Regions from separate parts of the Mus musculus genome. Here all the other regions are linked to region 1. Evidence: chromatin loops called from intact Hi-C (ENCODE). Cell type or tissue: left cerebral cortex. All regions are shown on one strand. Region 1 overlaps Arhgef4 (Rho guanine nucleotide exchange factor (GEF) 4). Region 2 overlaps Arhgef4 (Rho guanine nucleotide exchange factor (GEF) 4). Region 3 holds the start of Plekhb2 (pleckstrin homology domain containing, family B (evectins) member 2).

Region 1 (8,000 bases):
TCTGCTTACCCAATTCTGTCTTATTGGTACACAAATTCTGGCATAGAAAGAAAAGGGAAGGGGGCTCTGGGCGTTCAAGTCATGGGGTCATCAAAAAAAGAGTCTGGGCTGGGTTTGCAGTTCTAGAGGACAGAGGAAGTATACCTTCCTACTCCAAAATACAAGGTATGCTTTGGGGTAAAGCCAAGAGAAAGGGCTGTTTGTCGGATTGATTAAAGTCTCTCTGAGGATATTATCTTGCTGCTCAAAAAGGTTCTATTTAAGCTCAAAAGGAGGAGAAACAGTTTCGGGGAGGGGGAGTCATCGAGGGACAAGAGCCATCATAGTGGAAATTGAACGGTGCAGCTGAAGACAACAGTTGGGGTATCAGACTTTTCTGAATTTGAATGCCATCTGTCAAGAGAGAGAGAGAGAGAGAGAGAGAGAGAGAGAGAGAGAGAGAGAGAGAGAGAGAGAGAGAGAGAACTGATAGGAGTTTTGGAATACTAAAAACAAAGGTCTGTAAGTATTTCCTTCCCTTTTCCAAACCTACTATCGAAGGAGATTCATGTGCCTCAAGGGGCCCCGATGGCTCTGCTGGAGCAACTTTTATTGTACCCCTCCTCAACACAGTCCTTGCTCCATCCTGGGGGTGGGTGGGGGTGGGTGAGTGTGTGTGTGTGTGGAGGGAGGGAGTTGCTGCCCGCACGGTCCCCTCGCTCCTGTCTGTCAGTCTTTGATGCACACTTCAGTCTCATCCCTGCACCTGGGTGAGGCCAGCGGCATTCTCAGGCAGAGCATTGCAGAACAAGGAATAACGGGGCGCACTCCCTCCTTGATTTCCCAACAGCAACGGTCTTCCTTCACAGCACTCACTGCTGAGCGCTTCAACACCAACACCGAAATAAAAAGAAACTAACCCAACAATTAGCCAAGGATAGATGGATGATCACCACCCATTAAGTCGCTCCTGACTTTCTCACTCCAAACTCTTCCTCACTGTCCGTACCCAGAATTCTGTTCTTCATGTACACCGGGAGCACTAGGGGGCACACAGTACAGGGAGACCAAAGAGAATCCCATCTGGAGAAAAAAAAAACTTCACTCATGTTGCAGAGCACCCAGGTTGGGCTCCTCCGTCTGAGGCTCAGACCCACACACTCCCCAGCCTGGAGTTGGGGTGAGGGGGGCTGCCCACACAGAAAGGGGACAAGAGGCTGCAGACAGTCAAGAAGGGGTCAAGAGGAACCAACTTCCAGTCTCACTTTAAGCACCCCATTGGGTAGCTGCAGCAGGGATGTTGCAAACAAGTAGCACCCTGGTAATTAGCTGGTCTCAGAAGGGACAGGTAGGTGGTCGGGTAGCTCTAGGAAAAAGGCGGCAGAAGGGCAAGCGGGGGTGGGGGGAGAAGGGGGTCAGGAGATGGGAGGGGAAGCTGCGAAGGGCGAGAGGAGGCTGCGGTGAGGCCAGGGGGTGCGGGAGAGCAGGTGGTGCCCTTACCCGCCGAGGCCGAGCGCAGGCTCTCCAGGCTCCGGGAGCGCGACGGGGCGCCGCGCATGCCCGCAGCGCGGCCACTGCACACCACGCCGCTGCTGTCCGAGTCGGAACCCGGGGACACCCCAGTGCTGCTGCTGCTGCTTGTGCCCAGATCGCCGCTGGTAGGGCCACTGGACTCGCTGGGGCAGCGCGGCGCCCCGGGGCAAGCGGCTCCGAGCTCCAGCCACAGGCCGGCGGGGTCGCCAGCAGCATCCCCGCCGCACTGCCGTAGCTTCGGGTCCCCCGACATCGCGGTGCTCCTCTGAGCAGGCTCGCCGCGGGGCCCCCGGTGCGGGCGCGGGACCCCGTCTGGACACTGCCGGGCGGCCACCCGGCAGGGCGCAGAGCGCGTGGGCCCCGCTGCGGGTCGCCGGCCGGGCGGCGCGCTCTCGCCCGCGCGCACGCAGACCTGGGGCGCGGACGCGGGCCCCGGGCCGCCCTGAGTCCTCACCGCGGCCGCTGCCTTCGGCGCGCGGGCATCAGGGAGAAGAATGCGCCCTGCTGTGGAGCGGGCGAGCGAGCGCGAGGGACGCTCGCTCCTCAAGGGCTAAGAGAGCGCCCCCCCCCCGCCAAGTGCAATCAAAGGGTCCCCGCAGGTAACACCTAGGACGCCCCCCAGCCCCGCAGCCACCCACGCTGGCCTGGGGGCGCGCTCGCCTGGGTGCGCCCTCGTGCACAGGTGAGCGGTGACCGCGGCCCTCTTGACCTCAGTGGTGCCACGAACGAACGGACCCTTTAAAACATAGTGTCACGGGAAAAATGGTTTGACCACAAGGAATCAAAGTTCAGTGACAAACAAAAAACGGGGACGCTGGCAGGTGACAAGGAGCCAAGAGTTACTTGTCCTTTCTGAGAAGGATGTCAGTTGCTTTTTCCCAGACACTCTAGGGCCTTGTTCTTGGAATATACCTGGGGGATGGCGATAAGGAATTACAAAATCAGAGGCAAGATGATGGGGGCATCGGCCTCACCTGGAGCTTGAGAGGTGTGAGGGGAAGTCTTGATAGAAAGAAGCTGACCCTCTCTTCCTTTTCTCTCCTCCCACTTCCTCCTAGCAACAGCACTCTGTGTCCTTGTAATTCTGCTCAAGACTGCTACAGACATTTCAGATGAGAACGACACTGGGCAAGGCAGAAGAGCATGCTCTTGTCCTTGCATCCGGAGAGCTTATTTCTTGAGGCCACCTCCATCCCTAATTGGCATGTGTACTTGGCTCTGCATCACCAGGAACCCTGTATGTTCACAGATCCCAGCCCCTGTGCCCTAAACACTCAGCTGACAGCCTCCAGGGTGTTAAGTTAATTGCAGTTCCGAACAATAACTGGTGTCGGATTTCACTTGATGGACCTCGGAGGGTGTCTTAGCCACGCCCCTAGTCTATTTTACTCATTTTAGGGCTGTGGGGGAGAGTTCATACACTTCCTGGTCCCTTTATATTCAGCTCCCATACTCGAGAGCCTGTCTTCATTCTTTCCTGACCTCGAGAAGAGCAGTTGTCTCCTTTGCCTGCTTCCCGGATTCAGTCTGTCTGCAGGGAGGATCGGTTACCATCTGTAGTTCTCCTAGGCTGTCCTCTGAAGGGTTCTCTGCTGCCAGCGTGAGTCACTCTCCCTCCATGTTGCCTCCATGTGTGCACAAGACTTGCAGATCTACCTCCTGAGTGACAGTTGAGTTGGTTGTTTCTCTGTTGCTCTACCATGTCTGGAAGGCAGCTTCCAGAGAGCTTCTAGCTTCCCACGGAGTTGCCAGAGGGTGCTTGAGAATATAGATCACATCAGGTCGGTCTCCTGCACCACTTTTCCCAAGGGTTCTTTTTACACCCTAGATGACCCCTAAAACCTACACGTTCCGGCTGGACTGGTTTCTGTGCCACCCCCCTCCAACCCCATCCTCGCCATTCCTGTCCTGACTCTGCTCCAGCCTCAGTGGCTACCTTACTCATCTTGCCTCTGGGTTTCTGCACATTCTGGCCCTGGCTTGCTCTGCTCTCTGCAGTCTATGGAATTGGTTCCTCAGCCTTCACATATGGTGCATATCCTTCCTCAGGAAGATGATATTTATTTCGTTCCAGAACTTGCTTCCACTAGTTGGCCATTCTGTGTTTATTCCTTTTCTGAGCTGAGGCTATGCCACCTTACCCCATAGCATTCCTAGACTGTGCACGGCTTTGTCCACAGGCTCCATGTTCCATGAATGGCTGTGGAGGGATGAATGGCATCTGGAGCTGGGCAAATGCCCAGCTAGGTAGAAGGAGACCTCTGCTCTTTTGGGCCAAGACTTTGAGGAGACGGAAGTGTACTCGGGAGCTTATGGTGCCAGGGTTGCAAGTCAGGTAACAGCAAGGGAGCTCCATTGGCCGTCGAGAAGAATGTGCACAAGGCAGATGTTGGAGGGAATATTCCGTGGGGGGTTTCTTAAGTCATGTGATCAATGGCACAGATTAATTCTGAAGCTCCTTGGCTGACTTTCTTGTCTGGATGACCCATCAGTTGATGAGAGGTGAGTATGGAGCTGTATCTGGAGCTACTGGTCCATGCGTGTGCAATGGTGTTTGTTTTTATGAAACTGCACCAGTGTGTGCAGGTAGTGTACAGATACTTACAACGTAACATCTTGACTGATGGACCCCTTTTGTAATATGTGACGATGACCTTTGTCTCTTCTGGCTACTTTTGGTTTGGTTCCTGCTATGTCAGATATAAATTCAGATACCCCCGCTCGTTTTCTGTGTTATTGCTACTAGCCAAGAAGTTAATGGTGGGGAAGAAAGAGCAAATGGCAGTTTCACCTACATAGGGCCAGGAGATGGCACAGTCAAGAACGAGCTTTCCGTGCAAACCGGAGGATCTGAGTTCAATCCCTAGCACATACACAAAGCTGGGTGTCATGGCATGTGTTTGAAGTGTCAGAACTAGGTAAGTAGGCATTGACAAGTACTTCCCTGGTGCTTATTGGCCAGCCAGACTTAAGTGGTGACTTCCAGATTTCAGTGAGGGACCCAGGCTCTAAACACAAGGTGGCCAGTAGACTAGAAATGATATTTGAGGTTGACTTCCACATATACGGGTTCTTGTATCCACATCCACATGCATAAGCGTGCACACACACGGACACACACTCACACACACACACACACACACACACACACACACACACACACACACACACAAAGATTTTGGAGAGACAACTGTGAGAAAGAGTAGTTTTTCTCTCCAGATAATCCACTCTCCTGGATGACTCTGCCGCATGAACTCTTACCTGCTTACAAACTCAAAGCTTCATAATCTGCAGTTATTTCAAACCATTGTTTGAATTCATCAGCAGATACATTCACGCAGAATAAAAAAAAAATTAAGCTTCTGTGATGTGGGTTCCTATCTTGAGCACACACCAAAATAATAATTGTCCAGAAATATCTCAGCACTGGATGCTCTTCCAGAGGACCCCTGATTGGATTCTCAGCATCCACGTGGCATCTCACAACTGTCTTTAACTCCCGTCTCAGGGGATCCAACACCCTCTTCTGGCCCCCAACAGCACCAGGCATATACATTGCGCTCAGACATACATGCAGGCAAATAAGCCATACCCATAAACATAAACAACATAATTAAAAATAACAATCATAATGAGGATGACGCCAATGGTGATGCTACACTCTCCGTTGGGTGAGAATCTTGATATATACCCCGTTCCTCTCTATGGCGTACGTTGGTCACTAAGGAGTGGTCATTCCAGTGACTTCGTCTCTCTGTTAATGTGGGAGACTCTTGGGACTCAGTAGTAGCTCAGGTTAACTTTCTTTTCTTGCCTTGGCTATCATTGCTCCAACTCTGGCTTTTCTGCCTTCCTAAGCAGATACCATTTAACCCCTTTATCTCTTCCCTTCTCAGTTCTAGGATAGCTGCTTCCTTACCTTACCTTTGCCCCTGGTCTTACCTATGTGAATGGTGCTTGTTTGAGGTTCCCTGCCCTCGTGGAACTCACAATCCCTGGCCTGCTCTCTAACGTTTATACTACTACTTTCCAGTGCCTCCTGGAGCTTGCAGGTTTCCTTCTATTCATGGTTTTTCAATTTTCAAATTCATTTGCTCTTCTGACAGACAGGTTTGTTTCCTCAGTTGCTTAGGGCTCACCAAGTGGGCTACGCTGGCTGGCCAGTGAACCCCACTGTCTCTTCTTCCCACTGTTAGGATGATGACCAAGTGTGTGTAACCACATCTGGCTGTTTACTTGGGATCTAGGGTTCGAGTTCAGGTCTTCGCGCTTATGTTCCGAGTACTGACTGATCTAGCTACATAGCTGCCTTCCATGGTTTTCTAAGCAATTCCATAACTTATCTTGGGGATCATAAGAGAAAATGGCTTTTCCTCGAACACCATTATTTTATCATGTAGCACATACTCTCTCGTAGTTCTGCTTTTTGTGAGGTTGTGTTCATAGCCTCCACGTCACAATGTAGTCTTGGCAGGCCCATTTGCTGACAGAAAGCCCGATGCTTGCCAGGGACTAGCACCCAGCACACATACCCTGGATTTTGAGCTCAAGACCCAGTCCTGTTCTACACCTGCCTCTTCAGCCATCCACCAGCAAACGCTACTTCTAGGATTCACTGCCCATCACCCTCAATGGCCTTGACTAATGACCTGGGTGCCCCCTCCACAACCATGGCAAAAGGAAATGTTTTGTTTTCTCAAGTGATTTTGTGTGTTTGTTTTAAACTCTGTCTCAGGCTCTGCCCTAGTCGGGCTGTCTTACAAACCTGCCTCCCTGGCAGCCAGCTGAATGCTTTCGATCTATCACACACAACGCACACCTGCTTAGGACTACTGAATCTGTCCATCTGCCAAGAGTCTGGCAGCATCTCTCAGCACCCAGCCCCTGTCCCAGATACGGTTAAGGAAGAGATTGGCCCTGGCTCATTTGGAGCCCTCTGCCCTTCTGGCATGCTTCAGCTCCCTTGTAGGTGAGTGTGTGCTGAGATGCTCCTTACTGTAATTCTGGGAAATGAACCAAGAGACTGCTGATGTAAACCTCGAGGAAGGCAGGCACCCATGGCTAGGGCTGAGACAGCGGGGTACCTGAGTGCTTTCTCTACAAATGTTTACTGCAGACTACTCATCAGCCATGCGGCATGGAATTCCCTTCCTCTGAGACCTGTAAGAAGGGACCCTCACTCTGCCACACAGGCATGAGCTCTTGCCGTAGCCCCCGCCATGCTGACCTTTCCTGAAGTTAATAACTCTTCTGATAAATATCTTACTCAAAAGAACAATTTGTCTGTGTTCTTCTTGAAGCCAGACCCGAGACCTTTCATAGCCTGGCCAGAGGACTCAGTCATCATAGCAGCATCTGCCCAGTGCTGCCCCTGCCCCTTCTTTGGGTACCAGGTGGTCCTTAATAGTTGAAGGAATGAGACCACTGTCAAAGTCTCTCACCTTTGGACTGCTTCTCCCTGACAAGCAGGCGTAGCTTTCACCAGACTCACCCCTGTCCTTAACAGCACACCCAGAAATATGGCAAGAGAAAGGCACAGAGCTCACCAGTGTCAGACGTGGGCTCTGGCCAGCCTGTGTGGTCCAGTCCCATTGGGGCACTCTGGGAGAGCAGATGGCTTCTTCTAGGAAGATGCGGAGACTCTGGAGAGGTGATGGTTGTCTTCCTCCAGCACTGGGGTAGGAGGCAAGAGGCAGAAGGCAAATGAAGAGACAGACCACGGGCTATTGGTACCAATTTCTAGCTTATCCAGTTGCCCAGATTCGTGAGCAAAGTCTACAACCAAAACAGACACTATTCTAAGAAGGACTGTTTATACTGAAATCTATGAGGGAGGTGAATCCTGGAGTCTGCAGTGTGTGAGAACAGATCTGCATCTCTGGTGGGACAGGTTGCTTTCATTTATGTGGAGTAAGAACTGTAGAGGCATGGCAGAAACCACCCCTACGAGCCAGTCCTTCAGACAGCCTTGTATTTCCTCTGAAAGAAAACCTGATCATTTTACTGAACACATATTCTTTGGGGGATCTAAAATGCAATTCATGGGACTGGGGAGATGGCTCGCCTGCAGATCTGGTCTGACCTAAGGAACACCCAGTCATGGCCAGAAAAAAAAAAAAAGTGGTTTGAACTTAACTGGATCAGTTACCAGAACAAGACCAGAGTCCCCTAGGATAATGCTTGTGGCATTGACTGCCAACCGCCTTGAAGACAAATCTCTGGACGTATCAACGAAGGATTGTCTAGATGGGGGTCATGGAGTTGGGAAGGATCACCCTAACCTACAAGGCACTACCCTGTAGGCAGTGCCATCCTCTGGTTTGGGGCCCATTCTGAATCAGGAGGAAGCAAGCTAAACATGTATCTCTCTCTCGACTTCTTCTCGGTGAGCATAATATGACCTTAAACTCCTGTTACCGTCTGCCACCCTCCATGCACTTCCCCTCAGACGCTGAGCCGAAACAGATTCTTCTCTCTTAAGTTGCTTT
Region 2 (8,000 bases), 53 kb before region 1:
GCGCAGCTTTAGACAACAACGCAAGGCAGATTAACCCCTGCCATCTTCTAGTCAGTCCCTGAACTCCGCTCTAGGTCATCTGAAGCTGAGGCCAGTAGCTGCCACAGGACACACAGGTCCAAGGGCACACCCACAATTTCCCTGCAACTGCCTCCTAGACGCAAAAGCCGGGGCAGGGGATAGTGAGTTTGATAGCCACAGCTACTGTCTTACTCTTCTGGTATACTTTGTTCTCATCAGGGATTGGAGCAAAGCACTAGGGACTTCTTCTGAACCAAACCTCATCCTAGGGCATCTAGGTGTAAGAATTCATGTGCCTAGGTAGAGACCATGCTAGATCACTAGCCTGTAAGTTTAGGAAAGGGTAGGGGTTGGGGCTCTGCCCTGGAGTACCCGAGAACCAGGGAATTCTCTCCCTCTGCCTGACCTTTGGGAGTCTGAATCAAGAGTTCTTTGGTGACCAGATGCAGCCTAAGATTGGAACTGGTCATTTGTTCTCTTGGGTATAATCACGCTGTCTATGCCTCCTCCCATATTTCTACCCCTCAGGGCTGTGTGTGTTCCACGGTTCCCACAGTCTAGCTTAGTGATGCATTAAAGTGGTCGAATTCTGAAGCATCATATTCTTACATTTCTGATCTGCTCTTCTCTGTGGCCCTAGAGGGCTGGCAAGCAGGGGATTGAATGTCTGTGCCACAGTTCTGATCCTATACCCATCTGGTTGGAGGCAAACAGAGAGGGTGCGGTCCACCCCCCATGCCTGGGACTGCAGCGCTGTTTGGGGCCCAGACTTCTGAGCAGAGCCAAGAGTCTTCAATCCACCCCCACCCCCACCCCCACCCTAGGAAAGTACAGACTGGAGCCGTACCCGTACAAAGCTGGCAGGGAACCACCCCTCGCCATCTGCCACTCGGCCCCACCACCATTCCCTGTTGGTGGCATCCATCACTTCGATGACATCCCCAGCTTTGAAGCCCAGCTCCTGGTCATCCATGGTGACATGGTCCCACAGGGCTTCAGCACACACCACACTGCCATCACTGATGAGCTGTAGAGAGAGAGTGTCAAGGCCAGTAGGTCAGTGAGGCAGGGCTACCCTACTCTACTCCATACCCAGCAGCCCTAGAAGGGATCCTGGCCTGCTTTACAGAGAAATGAATGAAGTTTCCCTCCAGGCCAGCAGCTCTTCTGGACGCAGGGCTATGCCTAAGGCATGCCTAGACTGTTGAAGCTCAATGAGAGAACACAAAATGGGACTGACTGTCATGGCCCCTTCTCTGTTCAGCCACACCTTCAGCTTGGTTGAGTTTATGGCTTCAGCTTCAACGTCCTACCCTGAGATGTTAGGCTAGGACTGGGACATGGCAATTGGCAGCTACTACCTGCTCTCCTAGGCAGCCATTTAAAGGGGGAGGAGGATGGAGTCGCTCCCTCTGCAGGATCTTGTGGACTTGCATGGCTTGTGAGGTCATCCAGTTAACAGTGCTGCATTGCCAATGACAGTGCCCACCACGGCAGCTGGGTCATATTTGTATGCTTCTTTAACCCCTTGCAGAAGTAGTCATATGACACCATCGCTCCGTACTACAGCCCAGGCACCAGCTGAGGAGTGGTCCTTCTCAGACTGAGACGTGGAGGGCTGTTTTGATCTTTCTATCTGCCTTCCTTTCCTTCCCAGGCAGGAGATTAAATATCTGCTACCGGACAGCTCTATGTCCTGGGCTCTTTCTGCTCAGAGGGCTGGTGAGGCTCCTCTCTCCACTGTGTCGCCTGCCCCTGGCCCCTTCCAGGTGGCCTTCATGGTTGGAACTCTGCCCCCCAGCCATTGGCTCCCCGCTTTCTGTTCTGAAGGCTGTTTCTTTCTGCTTTAAGAATAAATGACTCTGGTGCCTAAGGCAGGAGATAGTGTGTGGGATGCATGTGGCCTCCTTCCTGGCCAACCTAACAAAGAAGAACTAGACTGTACATCCCCAAGACAAACAAACAAACACACACACACACACACACACACACACACACACACACACACACACATACACACACGCCCCAGCCAATCCTACCGCTAAGCTGCTCTATATCCTTGTTTGTTCCCCTTTTGGCCTCTCTGGGTGCTTCCATATCGAATCAGCCCAGGAAGGGGTATTTCCCAGGAAAATGTGTAGCATCTCTACCCCAGTGCCAGATTCAGTGTTAGAGGTCTCTCTGCCCAGCGCCACACAGGGATCCCGGCACAGAGCTCTGAGCGTTCCTGGGGACAGCAGACTTCCAACCTCTGGGGAATCATTGCCTCTGTAACAATGACTTTCTGCAGATGACTCTGGCTGCCACACATGTGGGAGAAGACAGGAGGACTCAGCAAGGCCACAGGAGGAGCCAGTCTGCTGCAGGCCAGGAGCCAGCGCACCCTCTGCAGTAGACTGTCGTGCGAAGCCTTGAAGGATGTAGAGAAAGAAGTGGAAGCCAGTGAGAAAGAACAGGGGAATGTACCTGACCAGGGCTCTGGAACTTCGGCTACAGATTTCAGGAAGCAACCTAGATACTCAACATGGCCCAGCTTCCTGCTTTGTATGAATTGAGTGAGGTACCTCTGTCCCTGGTTTCCCTCGCACAAGCACTGAGAAGAAGGGAGGGAGGAAGAGAGGCGGGCTGGCAGGCAGAGCCTCTCCTTCCTCTCCTTCTCCAGTGCTTATAGACATGTATGGATCCTGTTCTGCTGCTGGGAAAGCCACTGGGGGACAGAGGTAGAGACCAGGGTGAGCGGCAATAGAGACAAGTCTCACCGTGTTCCTGCCCAGTGGTGTAGAAGCCTGTAGGCCTGGGAAGGAGGTGTTGATCTTCATTGTTGTTTCCAAGCACAGAAAGCACCCGACAGGCACACTGCTGTGTCTGGCAAATCCTCCGGACTCCCCTGTCTGTCTCCCATCGGGACCCCAGTAAACGGAATCTCCCCTTCATGAGCATCACAAATGGAAGGCTCTACCAAGCTCTCGCTCCAAAACAAACCATTTCCATGCCATTGCTAAACCAAACTGTGGCTCCAAGAGAAACATTTTATAGGGTATCGGAGGTGAACCCCAGCTGCAGCTAAGTTCATTTCTCTGCAGAGCCACCCTCCCTGTGGGTCCCACCAGGTGCACCTGCTCCTTAACCTGGCATTGCAGCAGCTGCCAAAGATAGGGTTCCAGTTGGTGCCTGCCTGGCTCCTTGCCTCAAAGGTGGAAGGCTATCTGGAGGCAGGTGGGGTTTGTTCCACTGCCTAGGTTAATTCAGGACTAAGATAAGCCAAGAGCAAGGGCAGAATTCCTTCCTGTGCCTTGAGGTTCCGACTCGTTCTAAGGGTAGGGTAGAGCCTCCAGGCCATGCCTCAAGCTGAGCCCTGTGGACCATCACAGCCTTTAGCATATCACCCTACTACCCTCCTACGTCCTGTATGCCTCTCTCATGTGGAGTGGTGGCACCTTCCCACCAAGCTGTCCCTGAGCACCGGAAGTGGTGGGAGGGTGTGTTCAGAGTGGCTGCTGCAAGTCAGGCAGCAGAAGCTCTGCCCTAGGAGACTGACTGGCACTTTTTAAGGCCTAAAATAACAAAAATCTCGGTATCACGTGCAGAGGAGCCCAGATACCCTCTACGGGCCTCTTGCTGCACCCACACAATACATGCCCTGCCCTCCCATGCACACCCTTTCCAGACAGCCTCCGCCAGCAGGTCAGAGCTCCTCTGCATCTTAAGAGAGACCCGCCATGTTGTCCCACCCCCCTCCTTCCCAGCCTCTAGGGCAGATGAAAGGTCTTTTGGGCACGTGTGCCACCACGCCCCTCTGCTACCCTCAGGATGGCATCCCCGGGGGTGGAGGGGAATCCCCAGACCGGCCTTGAAAAAGAGCACATGGGGATAATGAGAGTCGTCGTCTCCCCATCCCCCACGTTCGTGCGGTGACAGCAGCTGGAAGGTGCCACTCACCCTGCGCGGTTCCCCCGCGGTGCCGGGCGCGCGCAGCTCAGCGGAAGGCCAGTAGGAATATCAGCACGGCGTTGATGAGGACCAGCAACGCCAGCACAGCGGAGACCACCACGCGCTGGGCGCCCGGGGGCAAGTTGCAGCGCAGCAGGGCGCGCAGGGCACCACCAGGCGTTGCGGGGCCACGCCGGGGCTGCGGAGGCCTGGCCATCACGCCCGGCCAACCTCCGGGCTCCTATCGCCGGGAGATCCCAGCTCAAGGCTGGAGCCGGAGGCGCCGGAAAGGAGGCGGAGCTGCCTGCGCTCACCCTCCTAGCTCCTCCCTCACAGCTCGCTGAGTGTGCTGCAACCCAGGCTTTAGGGGAAGCAGGGTGAAGGTGCTGCAGAGGGGGTGGGTGGGAGGGGACTTGTTAAAGTCGCCTTGCTGCTAATTGCTGCAGCTCTGGGTGCTGTGTGATCTGCCCAGGGTGCTTCCCTGGAAGGGGGTCAAAGACTAATGTCCCGCACAATGTTTCTTCCTGGCTTTGGCCTGACCAGATACACAGATGACCATGGAAATCCTGGAGGGGGTGGGTGTACCCTGGGACTTAGACTCAGGAAGTCCCTGAGTCTAATAATGTGTGGCAAGATTGCTATGTGCAAGGGTAGCCCAGTTGTTTTGTCACACAGTCCAGACTGGCTTAAAATTCACTTCTCTTATATAGATGACCTTGAACTTCTCATCTTCCTACCTCTGGCTCCTCAGAGCTAGGATTGCGTGTATGTGCTGCCCATGCTAGGTTTATATGGCTCTGGGGCTCTAAGGCTATCATCTAGCATTCACAGATGAGTAAGTGTGCCTCTGAAACATCAGACAATTAGTTGTTACACATTCACCCAGCAAAACAGTGCTGAGAAGACTTAGTAAACACACAACTCACACACAGTTCTCAAAAACGTTCCAGAAACATACAGGATTCACAAGGCTCCTCCCCAGGGTCATATAAGGAATAACAACTGCCGAGGATAAGAGACTCTCTGACCACTGGGCTGCCAAAAGTCCTGTAGAGAGCTTCAGGAATGAATCCAGGGAGTCATCACACATGCTGGGCCTTTAGGTCATGCACCTGCTTTTGAGCCAATTATGCTCACTGATAACTATGCTAGACTAGGGTTTCTTTGTTTTGTTCTCGGTATCCCATCTGAGGTGAGTATATGTTTGCTTGCCTCAGATCCAGGGTATGCCAGACCCAGATAGGCCCAGACCCAGCTGTGGGCATGAGCTTCACCTCATGATTGAAACAGACTCATCTGGAGCATGAAATAGGACAAAAGGCCCTTGCATTTGAGCCAGGTTAAGAATACCACCCTGCCCAGGGACTCCTACCTTTTTGAACCCCAAGAGCTCAGGGTATGACTGGGACAACTCTGTGGGTTACATAAATCCAAAAAAAAAAAAAAAAAAAAAAAAGGCTTGAGTTTAAAGGCTCAGCCCCCCCCCCCCCAGAAGTGGCCCCTAGGCTGGAGTATCAAGGTGGCAAGACTAACAAGAGAGAGCTGAAGGGAGACATGGATGTTTGAGGTGGGTGAGGCTGGGCCCCAAGTTCTATAGTTTAGGGTAATACTAGAAATGAAGAAGAACTGCTTTACAAGTGTGGCCACCATCTGGCTTTGCAGTCTGGGCTCCTAGGGCATCAGTGGTCTGAGGGTCTTACAGATGTTCCTTTCCTGTCTCGGCGAACAATCAAGGCAGTTGGTTTATCCAACAAGGGTGAGCACAAGACAATGAGGCACCAACAGATATTGTGCTCCTCCTTCAGGCTGGGAAGCATGAGAACCAGGCCAGGTCTAGTATGTCTATCATCACAGGAGTCCTGTGGGACAACAAAGACACTTGGAGCCAGAGAACAGCTGACTCTATAGTGGGCTGGTCTTGGGTCCTTTGGGACCCTCACACGTGCCACAAAGTGCCAGGGGGAGAGGTGCGGAGCACCTTTGGGAGACCCAGTGTCTGCTACAAGTTCGAATCCCACTGCTTTGCAGATCTTATAATTGGCAGCCCTCTTGTCTGCACTTTAAGTTTGGAGGATGATTTCTGTGGCTTTCCTCTAGTGTCTGTCTGCTTCTAGTTTGGGCATTGAGCGGCATGACCTAGAAGCTGTGTGTACTCTTCATCCACCTCAGAGCAGATCCCATCAGCTGTGTGTGCATGTAACAAAGGGAACCATGGCATTCCAATGGTCTCATCTGTGTGGGCATCAGCTGGAGCCAGAAGGAATTCTTAGCCATGGCCTGGCCCAGAGGATACAGGCAGCCATGCACAGGTAGTAAGGTGTTTGCACCTTAGGTCTCCCCTCTACCTCTCCCTAGATTGCACACACCAATAGAACTGAAGCATGGGGAGATGAGGCCACGCTGGGTGATGGTAGAAAGGGAGGGAGATCTAAAGATCCACAGACAAACATCGCCTACTTTTGCCAGTCAGGGAAAAATCCTCCCACTGAGGATGGACTCGGGCCAGGTAACAGGCATTACAGCCAATGCTAGCATGGCTGGGCAGGGTAGGAAGCACAGGCATGCCCAGGCCTAAGCCATGGGCATCTGGAGAAGGCTCTACACAGGACAGTGCTGTAGGAGAGAGCCACTTGCAGGGACCAAGGACAATTAACTGCTTCATTTGCTGAGTCATCCTGCAGCAGTTGGGCAGTCCCAAGGCGCCAGGAACAAGTATGTGAGAGGGATACAGAAAGAACAAGACCCTGTGCCACACCTCCTCATGCTCCTTGGGGTACCCAGAAAGACAGGCATCACACACCCAACCCACTCTTGCATAGTTAGCTCTCTGCAGGAAGGACTCTGCCTTCCACACATCTGCATGCTGGGGCAGGCACACTGGCTGACATACATCAAGTGCACAGACCATGTGCGACACATCTATTCAACATATGACAAACCTATACTATACCCGTAAGTACACATATGTGTGAGTATGGGCAGCAGTCGTTCCTCAGGTACCCACAATGCAAACTGCCTCTCTGGTCCACATTATCCATCACTCTCTTGGCTAGAGGGTTCCGATTCCCCTCCGCTAAAATCCTGAGAAATCCGAGGGCTGAGGACAAGGTCCAGTAGTTATGAATACTTACTGTTCTAGCTAAGAACCCAAGTTAGGTTACTAGCATCCACTTTCAGTGCCTTATAACCACCTCGAGCTGCCATCCCAGGAGCTCCGATGTCCTCATCGGGTCTTTGCAGCACCTGCACTCTCGTGTATGTACCCTCACACAAACACAAACGCATCATTAGAATGCTTCTTAAAAGTCTTAAAGAAATTGACAAGTCCTTTTTTCCCCCTAGTGGTGGCCTGAATGTGAAAGGTTTACAGCCTAGAGAAAAACACAGTGAGTGTGTGATGGCTTGATAGGCCAAACATCATTGAGGATGCTGAACTTTCCTCTGTCGTCTCCTGCTCCAATAATATTTAGGGATAACGTTTGTTCATGTGAATCCCCAGCAAAGCTTTCTGCTGAGCCAGTACAGGCCACAGACAATGCCCAATGGGTGGGAAGAGGCTACTAGAGGAAGGCAAAGGAGTTAGCCTATCATCAGCAATCAACTATGTCTTTAATGAACTTCTGGCAATAGTCTACTTGATGCCTTTTGCAGGCCAGAAAGCACTCAATCTCTCTTGACTCTCCAGTTAAAGTCAGAGCCCAGAGAAGTCACCCATATCCCCAGACCCACAATTAGATGGGCTGTCTAGCCTGAGGTTTGTCCCTGGAAGTTGGGGGCCTTGCTTCATGTCTGGCCCTGCCCTTTCTCCTGTCCCATTTAGAGAGTCTCTTCTTGCCTTTTTTTCTATGTTAAGATCTAGAGGTACTGGTGGCTCCACTGAGGTGAGCTCTGTGGAGAATAGGCATGGGTGAGTGGTGGCTCCACTGAGGTGAGCTCTGGAGAATAGGCATGGGTGAGTGGTGGCTCCACTGAGGTGAGCTCTGTGGAGAATAGACATGGGTGAGTGGTGGCTCCACTGAGGTGAGCTCTGTGGAGAATGGACATGGGTG
Region 3 (8,000 bases), 100 kb before region 1:
ATCTGTTTAACATTGACTCTTCCGGCCCTTTAACCTGCTGGAGAAATAGCTACCTTGGGTTGAATATTTGTCAAGTCCCCTCTCCAAAAACGCTTGTATATTATTTCAGTCAATTTTCCAAAATTTCATCAAGTTGATGGTATATTTTCATTTTATAGTTAAAACATAATAATAATAATAATAATCATAATAAAAAGGCTTGGAAATCTCAAGTAAGTTACCCAAGGTGACCAACTGAACGAGGATTTGAACCCAGGTCTTTTGGGTCCAAAGTCTATACTTAGAAACATTAGCCTTTATTAAGTTTTAAAATATATGACCACGCTTCCTGACTTTCAGTTCCTATAATACAGTCACTAAAATTCCCCCCTTCCTATTTGAAAGCAAAGAGAATTATCAGAAAATAAAGACAGATTTCATCTAGGTTGGCCTTTTTGGTTTTGGCTTTGTTTCACCAACTTGACACAAGCTTAGAGCTACATGGGAAAAGGAACTTCCATTGAGAAAGTCTCCATCCATTTGTTCACAGGCAAGCCTGGAGGGCATTTTCTTGATTAATAACTGATGTGGGAAGGCCCAGGCCACTGTGGGCATGGCTACCCCTGAGCCTGGGCTGCATAAGAAATATCAATCTAATTGCATCTTTCCTCTCTCGGCTCGCACTGTCCAGTTTTGGGTCAGTTGCTGACACTAATCAAATCATTCTTTAATTTGTCTGCCATCCACTAATGCAGAAGAAAAGGCTGGAGAAAAAGACAGAAAGAAGTTGCATATGAATGTCAGCTAAAAGCAAGGTCAAGCTCTCGGGGAGTCAAGGAGAACCCACCCCTCTCCCGCCCCTTCACGCTGTCGCTAGCTAGTGGTACAGGAGCAAATTTCTGTGCAGCTACTCTGACAGGAGACAGAACAAAGCTGCCAAAGGTATGTGCTGCTTGTATAGGGTGTGCTTAAAAACAAAAACAAAACACAAAAAAAAAACCAAAAAAACAAGCAAACCTGCTCAGATTTCTCACACACACACACACACACACACACACACACACACGTTAAGACAGCTCATAAAACCATCTCTCGCATACAAACAAAACACTCCAAGTGTTCTTTTCAGCTCTGATCCAGCTCTCTTGCCTCCTGGCTCCTGAGCCCTGCAGGCCTCAGGGAAACTCTGCTGGTTTTTCTTTACCCATCTCAACAGCACAACCGCTTACTGTTTCAAACAGCTTTATGCTGGAAAGTTCCTGACAAGTTTGAAGCCATATTAAGCATTACCTATACACAGCAGCAGCAGCAGCAGGATGCCACCACCGCCCATATGATACAGAACCTACAGATATGACTCATTACTGACCAGATCGAATGCAAAAGCACAGGAAGGGAAGATATGAGCATTACAGTCTAGCTACTCTATATTTTAAGGGTACAGGACACATTTGTAATCCGTGTCATAGAAAGCAATCTGCACACACACACACCCTTTCAAGGTATGCAGTTCTGATTTAACCCTTCGGTCCAGGCGACACAGAGAGGCACGAAGGACTCAGCATCCTTAAGATGAGACTGCCATAGAGCAGTTCGGGCAATAAGGAGAGGTGACAGACACCATAGACCTCAGGGACTGTGTCTGGCATGGTAAACTGCCTTTGGCTGCAGCTGACTTACAAGAGGGCGATCAAAGGTGCGAATCTGCCTCCCTCTCGGATCACTGACTCTCTGCATAAACTATCACTTAAAGGTTCAGGTTCCAGCTAGAAAGATAGGAGATAGAAAGGGGCTGGGGCAGACAGACAGACAGACATAATGAGAGAGAGAAACTGGTTTCATAAATTCAGTTTTTATTATCAGGAGATTGACTTACAAAAAGAAAAAGTGCTTACACCCTTAATTTACTGAACAGCTACTGTGTGTCTGACAGGAAAACACCATAACCCAGTTTTGGTTCCTGCCCTGAGGAAGATAGGTGGGAGATCTCTCACACAGAGAACAAACACCACAGACACCAGATAAACCCAGGCAAGTACCTGCTGAGCTAGAGGGTCTCTTCCCAAGCTACCTGTCAAAGCAGCCTAAGAAAGGAGGGCTTTCTTCACTCCAAAAGGCAAGCCCACAGCACAGGCTGGTGGATTCCAGCCATGTTTGGTCAATACTCCAGCTAACACTCCCTGCCCTAAGTAAGTAGGCAATAAATCCCAGTCGCCACCCTACCACTTCCTGCAAAGTGGGACAAGTCACTTCCTGCATGGGTCGCTTCAACCTATCCTAGTCAAATGAGATGCACGAGGGGGGTGGGAGGTTGGAGGAATTAGTCACTGTGTTCTGAACGAGCCACGTAGTCTCGCTAGAATCTGTGAGCTTCCCACCTTTCTAAAACACTGGCAATCACTCCACTCCTTTATGAAGACTCTCTGTAAGCCACTCTGCACCTGAGAGTTGGACACAACAAATTCTGCTTACCCCAAATAAAAACCCCTGACCTCCCAAAGTCTCAATCTAACTATTGTTATTGCATAACAATAAAATGTAACCAAAAGGAGTCAGGGCTTGTACAATCAAACACGGAAAACTAAAGGCACTATAATACAGACCATGAAAGTGCAGAGGAGCAGGAGGCCCAGCGGAGCAGGGCAACCCCAGGAAGAAGAAAGCCCTGGGGTCTCAGTAAAGCAGTAGCGGTACTTTGTGAAGTCACAGGAGCTATCAGAAAGGCCAAACTGCTCCCATCCTCAGAAGAGCCCCCACCACCTTATCCAGACATAGGTGGAGAAGGGGAGGGAGGGTAAGGGCTAAGCAGCTCTACGGGAAGATACCATTTAGGACAGGGGGCACCTGGGAAGGGATGCGTAGGACTGGGGAGGATACATCAAGAAGTGGGCATTTGGGCCGGGCGGTGGTGGTGCACGCCTTTAATCCCAGCACTTGGGAGGCAGAGGCAGGCGGATTTCTGAGTTTGAGGCCAGCCTGGTCTACAAAGTGAGTTCCAGGACAGCCAAGGCTATACAGAGAAACCCTGTCTCAAAAAAAAAAAAAAAAAAAAAAAAAATGGGCTTTTGGTGAACCCGGAAAAGACCCTGAGGAAAGGGCAGGGGTACAAGACAGACCTGGTCACTGGGTCAGGAGAAGAAAAGATTATGGTGGGGAACACTGAAGAATCCCTGCAGAGACCCAGGGGGAAATGGAGGGGAGCTAGGCTAGACAGGACCCTAAGGAAGACTATGAAGGGCTGGGAGGATAGATCAGGAAGTGGGGAAGAGACAGACTTGGAGGAGGGAGTACAACCAGAATGTGGGACACTAGCGACAGGGGAGGAGTCAGGAGCTGGAGGGGAATACAATCAGGATGGGGACGCTAAGTAAGGAGGAACGTAGTAGCTGGGGGGCCGATGGGGGGAGGATACAATCAGGATGGGGACACTGGGAAGGGGTAGGAGGTGGGAAAGGAAGAGAACAGTCAGGGTAGGGACACTGAAGAGACAGGAGGGGAGGGGGGGATACAATTAAGATTGAGGACATGGGGGAGTGGGGAGGAGGCAGGGAGAGGCTGGAGTAATATAATGAGGATGGATACTGGGGAAAAGGCAGGAGCTAGTGTGAGGTGGAGTGTATCATCAGAACAGCAGACGTTAGGGACGAGGGAGGGGTGTGGGTCAGAATGGAGACACTCTGGAAAAGGAAGAGGGCAAGAGCTGGGGGGGGGGGGGGAGGCGAGGAACATTAGAGAAGGGGGAAGGAACAGGGGCTGGGGGGGGTGGTGTCACCGAGGAAGTGGGCGCGGCCAGCAAGGTTAGAGCTCCCCAGAGCCAGGCTTTGAGAGGGGGTATTGGCGAAGCGGGTTACCCCCGGAGGGGCGTGAGCGGGGCCGAATGGGGTACCTCCGACCGGGGAGGTCCGGGGAAGGGGTCGCACGCGGGCGCAGGGGGGCTCCGCGGGCACAGTCACCTGCGAATGTTCAGGCCGCCAAGACAGGGATCAGGCTGAGAGCGCAAGGTCGCCGGCTTCTCCTGCTTCTCCGCTGGACGCGCGAGTCCTGGTCCTGCGTCACCGCCTCGAGCCATGCGCATGCGCGCAAGGCAGGTGCCACCCGGGTGCAGGGCCGAAGCCAAGGCGTTGCTCTCAACCTGGGCTGTTATCTGCTCAAAGGTGGTTCTAAGTTTCTTGATCTTGGCCTCTAAACACAGAGCTTCGTAGAGAAAAGCGTGACAGCGGGAATGGGGGCAAGCCAAGGGCAAACTGAACCTGGGACCTCTCAGAGCCAGAAATGAAGACCTGCAGGCTTAAAAACCAGGAAGATGGAGATGTCAAAACTGAAACAGCAATCAAGGAACAAAACTGGAAGTCTTAGCAATAACTCACATAGAAATGTTATAGCTTAGAATATAAAATATAAGGATAAAAAAATAAATGAGGAAGGAGCCGGGGGGTGTTAGTAGGACTGTAATCTCAGTACTGGGGAGGCTTAGTCAGGAGGATAATAACTTTGAGGGCAGCTTGGGCTACATAACATGGCAGTACACAGCTGTAATCTCAGCATTTGAAAGATGTGGTAAGAAGATATAAAGGAAGGCCAAGATTATCTTTAGCTAGGTAGTGAGCTCAAGGTCAGTCTAAGGAAAAAAAAATACTCTTTTAATTATAGTGCCTTGTGTATCCCAGGTTTTTTCTAGGTTCTTGGTGTCTCAAACAATGACTTGCACAACACAGAATAAAGGTTGTCAAAGGGTACATTTATTTACAAAGAAAATGCATGGAATACACTCCCCAGAATGGGAACGGCCTGAGCAAGCATAAGACTCAAGACCCCCATGACCTTTTGGAGCGTTGTGAGTTTAAGTAGAGTGAGGAGCAGATTCCCTGCGTAGAAATTAGGTAGACCCTTTGCCCTGATTGACAGATGGGCTGTTAGGTAGCCTTGAGTTGGTGGGTCATACATCCTATAGCTTTATGCATGTGCCACACACACACACACACACACACACACACAAACACACACCGTGTTTACACCTGAAACAGTAAATAAATTTGTTACTATTTCACTTCAAGGAAAAACGTACCCTCATAACACGTATACTCAAAGCTGGTTTTAAATACACTTGTGTATCTGCTGTATCTGCCCTCCTACCAGGAAATGCCTAATCTCAAATTACCTACAGGAGAGATGGGTGTTGCCCTGTGGGAAGGAGACCGAAGGTACCCTCAGGTCATCGGACAGCCCTATGATCATTTACATTGATGGAGCTATAGCTGTTGTACTGATTAGTTTTTGTCAGCTTGACACAAACTAGGATCATCTGGGAAGGGAACCTCAAATGAGAAAAAAATCTCCATCAGATAAGTCTGGGGACTTTCTCTAAAGTGATTGGCATTGGGGGGCGGTGCCTATCTCAGTACAGGCAATGCAATCCTTTAGCAGGAGGTCATGGATTATATAAGAAAGCAGACCAGTAAGCAGGGTCCCTCCACGGTCTCTGCTTGAGTTCCTGCCTTGCCTTCCCTCGATGTCAGACTGTGATCAAGATTTATAAACTAAATAAGTCCTTCCTTCCCTAAGTTGCTTTGAGTCATGATAATTTCACAGCAATAGAAAATGCAGATTTTTTTCCTACTTTACTGCACTTATTGAATTTTCCTTTCATTTTAAATTACTTGTCTGTCTGTCTGTGTGGGAGTATGTATACACGGTGCAGGTTCCCATGGAGGCCAGAGATGTCCTTAAGAGCAGCCAGTACTCTTAACTGCTAGCTATCTCTCCAGATACCAAAATTTTCTTTAATGAATATATACAGAAGTGATACATATACATACATACATACATACATACATACATACCTTAAATAATAGGAAAAAGAGTTGTATTTGAATACAGTTTGAGTTAAATATGTTTTCCAGGAACTAGTGAAGAGGCTTAGTAAGTTTTCTAATTTAGTGAAATTGGCTTTGTGTTCTAACTCCTTGTCAAGAAGGAAGAAGAGGATTAAAACATGTTCTCAACAGGCCCACTATGTGTGAGTGAGCACACGCCCTCAGCAGGCCCACTGTGTGTGAGTGAGCACACGCCCTCAGCAGGCCCACTGTGTGTGAGTGAGCACACGCCCTCAGCAGGCCCACTGTGTGTGAGTGAGCATCCACTCTAGACCCTGTGTGTCTGTGCTGAAACTTTAGTTTCTGGTCTAAGCCCAACAGGAGGGGCCACTCGAGGATGTCATGATTGCATGATTTTATTCTCCACAGTACAATTTGTAGGATAGTACATTTAGTTTTATAAGAAACAGCTAGACTTTTTTCTGAAGGGATTATGATACTTTTTGTGCTTCCAGGAAAAAAAAAATGAGATTTTTGTTTTGCTGCAAAGAAAGCCTTCACAAACATTATCTTTCTCCTAATTCCCCCAACCTGCTCAGGTCCCACTCTATCCCAGCCTCACCACAGGTAGTTGGTGCTATTTGCTTTTGAATGATTTGTAAATTACACAATATTTTTACACTATATGTATTTCTCCTTTTTTACACAGTGTCCTTCAGCACAATCCTATGTCCCCATGTTGATCTATGGGAAGGCTCCTTGTTTCTTTGCTTTGCTTTCTTCTCTGTTTTAATTAGAATTTTTACCATATAGATGAACCAGGGTTCATTGAACTATCCCCTAGTAATGGGTACTTGGGTTGTTTGTGCTGGCAGGATGACACTGACAGGCTAGGGAGAGATTCATCTTGGCAGAAGGTGGCAGATCTGGGAAGTGGATAACATTTAAGAATACTGTCTCCCTGGAGGCATTCTATAGAGCTACTTTGATGTGGAGGCAGGGTTGTGTGCAGGCAGTCAGGTAGTGTCTCATGTCATGGTGCTCTGGCTGTTAGGTCTTATTAGGTAGAACACCTGTTCGGGGAATCGATCTCAGTGTGGTGGTGGAAATGTCCCTCAGGTATTTAAACACTCGGTTCCTTGGTGACACTGAGTCAGTTATGGAGTATTCAGGAGATTTAGCTTGGCTGGAGGAACTCTTGTCACTGGGGGCTGGCTCTTAGCTTCCTGCTCTGGCCACCAGATGCCACACATACCCTGCTGCCAGGGCCCACATTACAGACTCTAGCCTTCTGGAACTGTAAGCCAAAGTAAGTTCTTCCACAAGCTGCTTATAGGTGTGTTTTATCACAGGAACAAAAAGTCATGGATAACTCACTTTACTTTCCTACTGCTGTGAGAAAATAAGGTAGCAAAGCCAGGCACACTGGTGCATGCCGTTAAACACTTGAGAAGCAGACACAGGCAGATTTCTGTTAGTCTGGGGCCAGCCTGGTGTACAGAGGGAGTTCCAGGCTAGATTGGGCTACATAGTAAAACCCTGGCTCAAAACAAACAAATAAACAAATTCTAACTAAAACAATTTCAGGGAGAATGGGTTGGCGTGGCTCACAGTTCCAGGTTATAGCCCATCATGGCAGGGCTATCAAAGCACAAGCACTTGAAGGAATTGGTCACATTGTACCCACAATTAAGAATCAAAGATGGAAGAATGTATGCTGGTGTTAAGTTCCCTTTATTCGCCGGGCAGTGGTGGTACACGCCTTTAATCTCAGCACTTGGGAGGCAGAGGCAGGTGGATTTCTGAGTTCGAGGCCAGCCTGGTCTACAGAGTGAGTTCTAGTATAGCCAGGGCTACACAGATAAATCCTGTCTCGAAAAACAAACAAACAAAAAGTTCCCTTTATTAATTTTATACAGTGCAGGGGTCATGACACAAGGCAAGGTTCCAACCACCATTAAGATGGGTTTACCCATCAATTAACACACCCAAGATAATCTCCTATGGAGGAGGGATTTCTTGGTGCCTCTAGAGTCTGTTAGGCTGACAATTCATACCACCACAGGGTCGCATCTAGATGACTAGAGGGGCAGCTCATCACTTGGTGAAGGAATACAGTTTACAGCGTGATTTACTTACCTTTTTCTTAGATTTGGCTTTGTAAAGACTTCATGAGTTATAAGGGGTCAAATGACCCAGTTGCCTAAA

What was found. A loop is a pair of places that touch in the nucleus more often than their neighbours do. Peaks named below come from ENCODE experiments on the same cell type or tissue, not always from the same donor. Only the 100,000 strongest peaks of a DNase experiment are listed, where the experiment ranks them.
Region 2: a loop joins it to region 1, with 4 times the contacts of the local background. A loop is called at or near these places in 5 of 42 quality-filtered maps.
Region 3: it touches region 1 in a loop (2.2-fold over the local background); 4 of 42 quality-filtered maps call a loop at or near these places.

What each region holds. Positions count from the first base shown.
Region 1 is chr1:34,744,503-34,752,502 of GRCm38, reverse strand. Arhgef4 (Rho guanine nucleotide exchange factor (GEF) 4) reads right to left here. Exons shown (of 14, transcript NM_001368773.1): 4 at 7,059-7,185. Gm32790 (a long non-coding RNA gene) reads left to right here. Exons shown (of 4, transcript XR_865335.3): 4 at 1-4,231. Among named protein-coding and RNA genes, the nearest start is that of Gm32790, 44 kb to the left of the region's middle. In left cerebral cortex, no CTCF peak of the experiment used is centred here; DNase peaks (open chromatin) are centred at 1,915, 2,409, 2,567, 3,104 and 2 more places; H3K4me3 peaks cover 1,849 bases; H3K27ac peaks cover 1,260 bases.
Region 2 is chr1:34,797,962-34,805,961 of GRCm38, reverse strand. It overlaps Arhgef4 (Rho guanine nucleotide exchange factor (GEF) 4), which reads right to left. Exons shown (of 14, transcript NM_001368773.1): 6 at 869-1,048; 7 at 1-6. Among named protein-coding and RNA genes, the nearest start is that of Gm32790, 9.4 kb to the right of the region's middle. In left cerebral cortex, a CTCF peak has its summit at 7,296 (motif pointing left); DNase peaks (open chromatin) are centred at 3,498, 3,937, 4,224, 6,493 and 6 more places; H3K4me3 peaks cover 2,512 bases; H3K27ac peaks cover 3,029 bases.
Region 3 is chr1:34,845,996-34,853,995 of GRCm38, reverse strand. It overlaps Plekhb2 (pleckstrin homology domain containing, family B (evectins) member 2), which reads right to left and starts at 4,037. Exons shown (of 8, transcript NM_145516.2): 1 at 3,933-4,037. In left cerebral cortex, no CTCF peak of the experiment used is centred here; DNase peaks (open chromatin) are centred at 2,270, 3,339, 3,572, 4,056 and 1 more place; H3K4me3 peaks cover 3,211 bases; H3K27ac peaks cover 1,234 bases.